2 separate regions of the Homo sapiens genome follow, and region 1 is linked to region 2. The links are chromatin loops, found by intact Hi-C in ENCODE. Cell type or tissue: OCI-LY7. All regions are shown on one strand. Each heading gives the region's core, and the rest is flanking DNA. Links, peaks and the distances in the headings are about the cores only. Region 1 holds the start of LOC105374468 (a long non-coding RNA gene). Region 2 overlaps LINC02613 (long intergenic non-protein coding RNA 2613).

Region 1 (5,376 bases), core at 296-5,295, 57 kb after region 2:
ATTACCATATCTACAAATTCAAGTGCATCCAGCAGAGTTAACCCCTCTAGATTGCAAACGTGAAAATAAGGATTTATTTTGCCTGTCGTGTTTACAACTATATCTCCTGCCACATAATAGGTACTTTATATATATTTGTCATATGAAGGATTAATTGAATGGGCTGGGCATAGTGGCTCAATTCTGTAATCCCAGCACTTTGGGAGGCCAAGACAGGAGGATTGCTTGAGGTCAGGAGTCTAAGACTGCAGTGAGCTATGATGCCACCGCATTCTAGCCTGGGAAACAGAGTAAGACCCTATCTTAAAAAAAAAAAAAATTGTGGAAGACAGTGTGGCGATTCCTAAATAATCTAGAACTAGAAATACCATTTGACCCAGCCATCCTATTACTGGGTATACACCCAAAGGATTATAAATCATGCTGCTATAAAGACACATGCACACATATGTTTACTGTGGCACTATTCACAATAGCAAAGACTTGGAACCAACCCAAATGTCCATCAATGATAGACTGGATTAAGAAAATGTGGCACATATACACCATGGAATACTATGTAGCCATAAAAAGGATGAGTTCATGTCCTTTGTAGGGACATGGATGAAGCTGGAAACCATCATTCTCAGCAAACTATCGCAAGGACAAAAAACCAAACACCGCATGTTCTCACTCATAGGTGGGAATTGAACAATGAGAACACTTGGACACAGGGAGGAGAACATCACACACTGGGGCCTGTCATGGGGTGGGGGGAGGGGGGAGGGATAGCATTAGGAGGTATACCTAATGTAAATGACAAGTTAATGGGTGCAGCACACCAACATGGCACCTGTATACATATGTAACAAACCTGCACTTTGTGCACATGTACCATAGAATTTAAAGTATAATAATAATAATAATAATAATAATAATAATAATAATAAAAGATTTATTGTTGAATGAATGATATGTCAACAGAAACTCAGATCCAGGGATTTGCTTTTGGGCTGGGATCAGGCCTCTTGAACTAGGATCTGGGTGGGGATCTATCCACAATATGTGGCTGGGTTCTGAAGACTGCTTGCATATCTTTTAAAATCCTGAAAGGTAGCATAATTGCTCAAGAAAAGTATGTCTATCCTTGGTATCAGGACCAAAACGAAATTTATCCTGAGAACCCTCATAAAGACATCTTGCATAATGAATACAACCCGTTTTCAACAACATCCATGAGGAAACACCATGGAGATGCGCTATGGTGCTTTCCTTTGGCTACACGCAGTAAAGGTGGATGGTGGCTTCTAGAAGTGCAATCAGAAGCCACCAGGCCTGGCCGGGCCTGTAATCCCAGCACTTTGGGAGGCCGAGACGGCTGGATCACCTGAGGTCAGGAGTTTGAGACCAGCTTGGCCAATATGGTGAAACCCTATCTCTACTAAAAATACAAAAATTAGCCGGGCAGTAGTGGCATATGCCTGTAATCCCAGCTACTCAGAAGGCTGAGGCAGGAGAATCTCTTGAACCTGTGAGATGGGGTTGCAGTGAGCCAAGACTGCACCACTGCACTCCAGCCTGGCCGAAAGAGTGAGACTCTGTCTCAAAAAAAAAAGAAAAAGGAAAAAAAGGAAGCCACCAGGCCCAAGCCTTGGATGTCCCTGAAGAGGAGCCTCCCTCTCTGTTTTAAGCATCCCTTCTCCCTCTCTGGCTCTTTGTGTGGGTTTGCATTCTGAGAGCAGTTGGGCACCCTGGGGAGATTTCATTCTTGAATTGCTCTAAAAACAGCACTAGAAAATTTAAACACATGCTCACACTCACTCTATGTTTTCTCTTGGGCTCATTACTTACCCCAAAAGACACTAGATCTAAAAGACCATTCCACTTGGAGGAAGCCCAAAGGATTGAAAAAGGTCTCATTGCTTTCCAAATAAGATGATGGAAAAATGCAAAACAACCCAGCAACAGCCACCCAGTTTGATGCTGGTGCCCTTTATTTCAATGCAAATTTAAGACAATCATGGCTCAAGAAAGAGAAATGAAACTGTGCAGGACCTGGCCCCATAGAAACACACATTTTCATTCTCTGTGGCATGCTTTGCTGACGTTACAGAATTTTGGAAAAGTCAATTATTCACAAGTAAGACTTGTAAAATTCTCTAGCCCATAAAGAGTCTTACAATTTTCTCTGGAACTGCAAAATAAATTTTAGACTTATCATTTTGTCATTTAAAGTCCCCAGATCTAGAGCCAGAATACTTAGGGATGCTGGCAGAGTTGCAGGAAAAAAAACTTCTCTCCCAAGGCTTTGTTCTGTTCCAGCGAGCCTGCCAGTTCTGCCTGTACATCCAGTGAGGGGTTGTGTAATCCCAACACTTCTGGGAGCCTACCAACCCTAGAAGAGCCTGTCTCCAACTTTAACCTGGCCTGGCAGGTCCCCCAAACAAAGAACCACTTCATTGTCTGTAGAACCAGTTTGGACCACATTCTGCTGGATTTAAATCTATAATCCACCCACCTACCTGGCACAGGTGGCTAAGAAGTAGTTCTTTTCTGATTTGTATGCCAGAATTTCTGGGCTGTGTTTGGTTTTATCTTTTTCTTCCCCTTCATCTATAACAAAAGAGAGGAAACAGAGGGTATGAGAAGTGTTGCACATCCCCATGGAGGACAGCACCAGAGGGTGTGACCTCAGACCACAACATGGGAAATGTTAGTGACACTCACGGAAGAGTTCCAGGCCGGGTGCAGTGGCTCACACCTGTAATCCCATCACTTTTGGAGGCCGAGGTGGGTGGATCACTTGAGGTCAGATGTTTGAGAGTAGCCCGGCCAACATGGTGAAACTCCGTCTCTACTAAAAATACGAAAATTAGCGAGGCATGATGGCATGCACCTGTAGTCTCAGCTACTATTCGGGTGGCTGAGGCAGAAGAATTGCTTGAACCCAGGAGGCAGAGGTTGCGGTGAGCCAAGATTGCACCACTGCACTCCAGCCTGGGCAACAGAGTGAGACTCTGTCTCAAAAAAAAAAAAAAAAAAAGAGTTCCCCTGCCAGGGCAAGTGATGGACACTAGGAATGGACTCTGCTCCCCGATGTTGGCATAGGGGTATTGGGCAGGTCCGATTTCCCCTTTTAGCCACAGGAAGTAGACTGGACTGTTCAAAGTTATGACCTAAAGGGTATCAGGAAGGTCCTGCCTCCATGTATTTCTCTTTTTAATATGTCCACTGTTAGGACTTCGTGTCTGATTGAAAGTTGTTGAGTTTTAAAGAATAACCTACAAAAGCTGGGCGCGGTAGCTCATGCCTGTAATCCCCGCACTTTGGGAGGCCAAGGTGGGTGGATCATGAGGTCAGGAGTTCAAGACCAGCGTGGCCAAGATAGTGAAACCCCATCTCTACTAAAAATACAAAAATTAGCTGGGTGTGGTGGTACATGCCTGTAATCCCAGCTACTCGTGAGGCTGAGGCAGAAGAATTGCTTGAACCCGGGAGGCAGAGGTTTCAGTGAGCCGAGATCGTGCCACTGCACTCCAGCCTGGGCGACAGAGCGAGACTCCATCTCAAAAAAAAAAAAAAAAAGAATAACCTACAAAAATGTAATTATTTTGTGGAAGGTTTTGCCTGAAACAGTTTTCTGGTAAAAACATTCATAGAAGGGTCACACTCAAGTACTACAAATGCATCAACATTTCCTTAAAGATTTCTATTAATGGAGAATTAAAGCCCACAAGAGCTGTGAAGTTGACTTTCAACAGTCTTTGACTAGGATCAGGAATTTTATGCTTTTTAACTCCTTGTTCTGTCACTGATTCTCAAGGCTTAGGCTGGAAGAGATGGAAAAGAGGGAGTTGACCTCTTCCAGGAGTTGGCCTGGAGGAAACATTTTGTCCCCAGATCCCAGCGCCTCCCAGTGCCACTGGCAAATTAAAACAATGCTTAGGGACCTCTTTATGCCATCAGTGGGTTGAGGACATAGATGCAGGTGAACAAAGAAAAGAGGGCTGAAAGAAGAGAGGAGGAAAAAAAACAGGAGAAAGGGAAGGCTTCAGGGAAGGAGGGTCAAGTCTAGCACCAGCAAATTTGTTGGAGAGGCTATACTCAGTTGCCCTCCCAGCCGTGGGCTGCTGACAGATGGTCTGTGGATGTGTCTGAAGGTGCAGGCACAGGGGTGGAAGTGGCACTGGCCTGGACCACAAGGGTTCTAGTCCCTGTTCTGTAGTAACTAGCTGAATGACCTTTGGTGTTTTTTATCCGTAACAGGAGGGGGTTGGCCATATGGTCTCAAAGGTTGCTTCCAACTGGAGCAGTTCCTGGGTTGTGAAATGGTGATAATTTTGAAAGCCTGTGACTCCACCACCAGTAGGGAACCACACCTTATGCAGAGGACGTCCTAATTAACCCAAAGGAATGATTAGCTGTGGAGGTTTCTGTCCTCCCCACCCCCGCCAGTTCCCAACTGTTGAGTCTCATTGTTGGTAGAAAGTTTATAGGAAAAGTGCTTGGAAACTGTTGCTGGTCTTCCTTCCTTCCTTTAACCTTGAGATAAGAATGCCTTTGTTTGAGTCTCAAGCATGTCTCAAGTTATGTAACTCACTTGTATTAAAACTCTCCCTGACTGTTTTATATTCAGCTTTCTAGCTGCCCTGGTTTGCAGCTTTAATTGAATAGGTGGCCTTGTATTTATGCTAATTTTTTGTCTTTCTCTTTCAGATCTCCATGGGATAACCACATTGGTTTGTTTAGTAAACACTGAGACCAACTCCACCATCCAGAGGCCTGACAGACAAATGGCCTGAGACAGGGCTGGGAAAGTTTTGCTTCTGGTTGGGACTTCAGGAAGAGTTTTGTTTTGTTTTGTTTTCCCCCAAGGGAACAAGCCCTTGAATCCGGGAGGCCAAGGTTGCGGTGAACCGAGATTGCGCCATTGCACTCCAGCCTGGGCAACAAGAGCGAAACTCCGTCTCAAAAACATAAAAAGTAAAAAAGATATGTACGTCAATGTCAGACTTTCTGTGCTGGATGGAAGGACTCTGAGCCTACCAAAGGAAGCGTATTTACAAACCTCTAGGTACTGACTTGTTGCTGAAGGTCAGAAATTTGCAATGACATTTGGATGTATTCAAGGGTGGAGGGGCAGGTTTGGGGAAAGTTCTTTTAAAGAAAAAATGCAAAATTTGATTACAAGAAGCTGGGGTGCCTCCCAGGGCCTCGGAAAGGGCTTGCACAAGTGAAGCACCCTGAAGATAATGCTTCATTAGCTTTACAGTGAAGCCACCTCTGAATCTCTGTTTGGTGTTTGTCCAAAATATTCCAAGTTGAAGGCAGGCCTGATTATATGATCGCACAGCAATTTTCCTGGGGAAAAGTCTTTTGCTGCCAGTTCTTCCTCTG
Region 2 (5,376 bases), core at 239-5,238:
CGTACCACCATGCCTGGCTGATTTTTGTATTTTTAGTAGAGATGGGGTTTCACCATGTTGTCCAGGCTGATCTTGAACTCCTGAACTCAAGTAATCAGCCCACCTCGGCCTCCCAAAGTGCTGGGATTTTAGGCGTGAGCTACCGGGCCCGGCCCAATTGCTCCTTTGAAAGGAAGTCCTGCTATGAAAAAAAGTAGCAGTTGAACTAAATGGTGAATTGAATGATGTAGCTGCTTTACATCCTGGCTCAAGCTCCTGACCTTGTTGTAAAACAATAAAAGTTTGGGCACCAGCAGTGAGTCTGCCAGCTACACTGTGAGTAGCTGTGCCCGAGGGGAATTCTTGCACATACTCTATGGGAGATGTGTACAAGAATGTGCATAGTAGCATTGTCTATAATAGCTAAAAAAGGAAACAACCCAGATATTCATAAGTAACAGAATAACGAAGAAATTTTGGCATAATGAAATCCCATATAGCAAAGAAACCAAATAAACTACAGCTACACTCATCAACATGAACAAATTTCAAAAATACTGTTGAGCAAAGACAGCATGTTAAGAAGGTTACAATTAGCATGGCTTTGTCACATGAAATTCACAAAAGGCACCACTAAGCAGTATATTGGTTAGGGATCCACAACAAATGGATTAAAACTATAAAGGAAAGCCAGGGAATGAGTAACACCTGTGTCAGGTCAGTGGCTTGCCCCAGGGTTTGGGAAGGGAGAGCAAGACAATTGGGAAGGGTGGGCATGGAGTGAGCTTCATGGTATTGGCAATGTTCAATTCCTTAAGCTGGGTGGTGTGGATATGTGTATCTGGTTTTTATTATTATTCTTTAAGCTGGACATATACGTTATGCACATTCTTTTGTAATATGATCTATTTCACAATGAAAAAAAATTGTAAAGCAGATATAGCCAAAACCAAAGCTCCTCCACACCCCAATAAAAGGTAGAGTTTGATGTGGTTGAAGAGTCTGAGCCTCAATGGAATGAGGACTTTTCCAGATGTGGTGCTGTACTGGCTGGAATAGCATCCGGGAGAAAGGAGGATGGCAAAGCAACCCACACTGCCCCCTGGCCAGGGCATCGGCAGCTGGACTGAGGGGTGCCCTGGTATCCCCGGGACCTCCTTTTCCTATGGCTCTGGGACCGCTGTGTGCCCACTCTATGCCCCTTTCTTCCTGCACCACAATCCTCAGGGGTTGGCTGGCTTTTCGGAGTCGCCACCAGGTACTTTATTTCTCACAGCTTTCCCACGGCTGCCTGCTGAGTAGGAGGCAATTATCCTAACTTCTCATGTTTTTGACCCTCAAAGCAAGTGCCCCAGCCCATTTGGAGTTAAAAATGTGAAAGCATTTTGGACCACATCCAAAATCTGGTCACTCACCATGTGATTACCTTTTTAGGGAAGGTTTATCATTTGCCTGCTGAAGTTTACTTTAATTTCTGAATGTTTTGCAAACACATTCTTTGTTGACAGCCCTAGCTGGAAATGTTTCAGCTCACCGTGTTCTGGGTAAAAAACATTGTCAAGTCTTTTTTTAACCCCTCACGTTAGATGGTTTTTCTTGGCCTGCATTTCAGTGTCCATTAACCTTAGTGTCGTAACATCTTGGAGTTAGAAGCAACCTTGGAAGCCACCCATCCAACTTCCCACCCAGTGGGAGAATTGTTCTGAAGCTTGCCTGATCACCAGCCTCAGATAGCTTGCTTTTTAAGGGCATTGCTGTACAGACACAGAGTACCATAGTTTACCAATTCCCCATAACATTTTGCATACATTTTCATGAATCTTGCAGAATCAGAAAGCAGTGTGAGCAATTCCAAGTTTGCTAATTAAATTAAAATGAGCACAGACTCTTACAAAACAGGTTTTAGAGTTTCAGGAGGCCTTACATGGTCAAAGACATTTTTCACCTACTTAAAATAATCCTATCCTGGTTAGCAGGGACAGAGAGATGAGGGAGTTGGACACATCACATGCTTGGAAGGAGAAGCAGAGAAGGATTGCTTGGCAGTCCTGTGTGTACATTTTCTTCTGTCCCTTTGTTCTTACTTTCTTGCCTCCTTAAAAGAACAGAGATGGCCAGGTGCGGTGGCTCACACCTGTAATCCCAGCATTTTGGGAGGCCGAGGTGGGCGGATCACGAGGCCAGGAGTTCGAGGCCAGCCTGACCAACATGGTGAAACTCCGTCTCTACTAAAAATACAAAAATTAGCCAGGCGTGGTGGTGGGCGCCTGTAATCCCAGCTACTCAGGAGACTGAGGCAGGAGAATCACTTGAACCTGGGAGGTGGAGGTTGCAGTGAGCTGAGATCGCACCACTGCACTCCAGCCTGGGCAACAGAGTGAGACTTGGTCTCAAAAACAAACAAACAAACAAACAACAAACAAAAACAAAACAAAACAAAAAAAGAACAAATGGTATATAAATGAAGAATATAGACATTGCCCTGCTGAAGGGCGCTGGACTGGCCTGTCATCCTCCCACTGCCACCGCCTGTCTTTCCACCTAATGGTAACTGGATGCCTTGTCCCATTAGTTTGGGCCTACCCCAGTTTCTGAGCCCACCGAGAGATAGTGCAATGTGTGTTAATAGTTGCCCCTTCCACCTGTCTCCCTAACTTTTGTTCTGCTCCAGTAGAGGGAGCCAAGCGGTGATACCAGCTGCTATGGTGGTTAAGTGAGCTTGAGCCTTGAGCCACGCTGGGACCTTGGTGGCACAGGCCCCTCAGAGTAAGGGGAGGAAGCTGGCCTGGGAAAGACTGAAGTTAACCCATCAGAACAACAGGGTTGTTCTGTGCCTAACCCCTCTCTCATGCAAGCTGAGGAGAGTTTCTGGGCTAAAGAAGGTAGCTGAAGATTTTTTTTTTTTTAAGTTAGGGGTAGGAAGCTCAAGCAGGGGTGAGGAGAGAACAATGCAAGGTGCTGACCCAGCCTGGACACACAGGTGCAAGGTCCAGGGGGCATGTGAAGTTCAGGTAAGCTTAAGTAATGGTTGTGAGAAGGCCTAGTTGGTGGCACAGGGCCTGGTGGACCCTTCACAGCATGATACCCCAGTCAGAGCCTATGCAGAGAGACAGGCAAGAAGTGGCAGGATGTCGGGGCCACAAGCAGAAGCTCAGGGCAGGCCAGCATGCCCTGCAGGCCACCAGGGGCAGGAGCCTCCTTCAAGGTTCTGATCCTGCTGTGTGGTCCCTCCCCAGACACCCAGATCTCCCGCAGCACGCTGAGCACCTAGAGACTGGTCCAGGACTGATGCACTCACAGATCTGCCTGGGTCCCGTCTGATGACTCGAAGGGGCCAAGGAGACTGGGACTGACTGCCTGAACTGCCGGGCCCCAAGTTCCGTCAATTCAAATCAACAAATACTGGACTGTGTATCTCTGGGTGAGGGAGTTGGGGTAGGATAAAGATAAGGGGCTGGGTGGCCAACTAAGAGGGAGATTAGGAAATGCTGATAATGTCATATCATATGAATTATACAGCAGATTACACAGCCAGAGGACACTGCTTCGTTAGTCCATACAGGCATCTATTTACATGGGGCATTTACATGGGAGAAGGAGAGGGGGAAGACAACATAGGAAGAGAGGAAGCGGGGGAAGAATTTTGCATAGAAAAAATGCAGTGCCAATCCCTGACCTTGTCTTCCAGTCCAGTGGCAGGTGGCAGCAGGGAAGGACTAAAGGAGCCATTTCCGCAGGGCGTCAGGGAGACAGAGGCCACAGCTATCTGCTTAGGTTCCAAAGTAACTTCAGGGATACTGAGTGGAGGAGAGGGTCATTGTCCTCACCCCGCTGTGCAGCAAAGCATCTCTGTGAGTGTGAGGGCAGCAGAGGTGTAACTCCATGTTGGCACCTACACCACTGGTGTAGTGGAAGCAGCACCCTTGGCGTGCACACAGGTGTATCCCCAGAGGGCAGCCTGAGAGCGCAGCGCAGAGCATCCGCAGGACTTGAGTGGGATCGGAGGTCAGGAACCAGTGACGTTCTGGACACACCCATTATTTTCAACTGGTTGGTACCAGGTTGGGCCAGTAGGACCTGCAAATACTCCAGTTGTGGAAGTTAACAGAGTGTCCTCTCTAGGCGCTTTAATTGCCACCTTCATAACAGCCTTGAAAAATTCCACCCGCCCCCCAACCTTTTAAATTTCTTTTCTTTTCTTTTTTGTCTTTTGAAACGGAGTCTCACTCTGTTGCCCAGGCTGAAGTGCAGTGGTGCAATCTCAGCTCACTGCAGCCTCCACTTCCCGGGTCCAAGCGATTCACCTGTCTCAGCCTCCCAAGTAGCTGGGACTACAGGCACGTGCCACCATGCCTGGCTAATTTTTATATTTTTAGTAGAGACGGAGTTTCACCATGTTGTCCGGGCTGGTCTCGAACTCCTGGCCTTAAGTGATCCGCCCATCCCGGCCTCCCAAAGTGCTAGGATTACAGGCATGAACCACCGCACCCGGTCCCTACCTTTTAAATGTCATAGAACTTTTCTGAATCTGCAATTACCTTGTTTTTTTTCCTTTGGTCCAAGGGTCAGCCAATTTTAAAAATTTTTTTTTCTGTAAAGAGCCAGATAGTAAGTACTTTTGGCCTTGGGGGCCATATGGTCTCTGTTACAACTGCTCAGCTCTGCCACTGTGGTCTGGAAGCAGCCATTGACAATGCATAGACTAACGAATGTGACTGTATTCAAATAACAGATGATTTATGGACTCTGACACTGGAATTTTATATACATTTTCACAAATTACAAAACATTCTTTTTGATTTTTTTCACAAATCCAAAAATATGAAAAACATTTTTAACTTGTTGGGTGCAGAGACAGTCCCTGGCCGTAGTTTACCAATCCCTGAGGGTCAGGAAGGGCTCATAGTTGTGTTGCTAGTGCCTAGCACAATGTCCGACATACAGTAGGTGCTCAGCAGATATTTGTTGGAGGTGTGAACTGCACTTTACATACAAGGAGACCACAGCTCAGGAGGTTAATCAGCTCTCTGAAATGTGGAGTTAGAACTCACACTTTCATGGTTTGCAATACTTTGGAAAGTGAAGTGGTTGGCAGCTCTTCCAGCTGCGAGTCCTCCACTCCTTCTACCAAATCACAGCTTTGGCCTTCCCAGAAAAAAATATTGTCATATGGAATTTCACAGAATTGGGGGCCGGGCGTGGTGACTCATGCCTGTAATCCCAGCACTTTGGGAGGCCGAGGCAGGTGAATCTCTTGAGGTCAGGAGTTCGAGACCAGCCTGGCCAACATGGTGAAATCCCGTCTCTACTAAAAATACAAAATTTAGCCAGGCGTGGGGGTGTGCACCTGTAATCCCAGGTACTTGGGAGGCTGAGGCAGGAGAATTGCTTGAACCC

What was found. A loop is a pair of places that touch in the nucleus more often than their neighbours do. Peaks named below come from ENCODE experiments on the same cell type or tissue, not always from the same donor. Only the 100,000 strongest peaks of a DNase experiment are listed, where the experiment ranks them.
Region 1: a loop joins it to region 2, with 4 times the contacts of the local background. A loop is called at or near these places in 4 of 110 quality-filtered maps.

The regions. Positions count from the first base shown.
Region 1 is chr2:38,406,309-38,411,684 of GRCh38, reverse strand. It overlaps LOC105374468 (a long non-coding RNA gene), which reads right to left and starts at 2,966. Exons shown (of 3, transcript XR_939974.3): 1 at 2,707-2,966; 2 at 2,502-2,592. RefSeq lists an enhancer at 4,374-5,013. In OCI-LY7, for the core only: no CTCF peak of the experiment used is centred there; DNase peaks (open chromatin) are centred at 1,994, 2,854 and 4,204; H3K4me3 peaks cover 3,099 bases; H3K27ac peaks cover 4,892 bases.
Region 2 is chr2:38,463,226-38,468,601 of GRCh38, reverse strand. All of the region lies in intron 4 of LINC02613 (long intergenic non-protein coding RNA 2613), which reads left to right. Among named protein-coding and RNA genes, the nearest start is that of LINC01883, 35 kb to the right of the region's middle. In OCI-LY7, for the core only: CTCF peaks have their summits at 2,437 and 2,636 (motif pointing right); a DNase peak (open chromatin) is centred at 2,681; H3K27ac peaks cover 391 bases.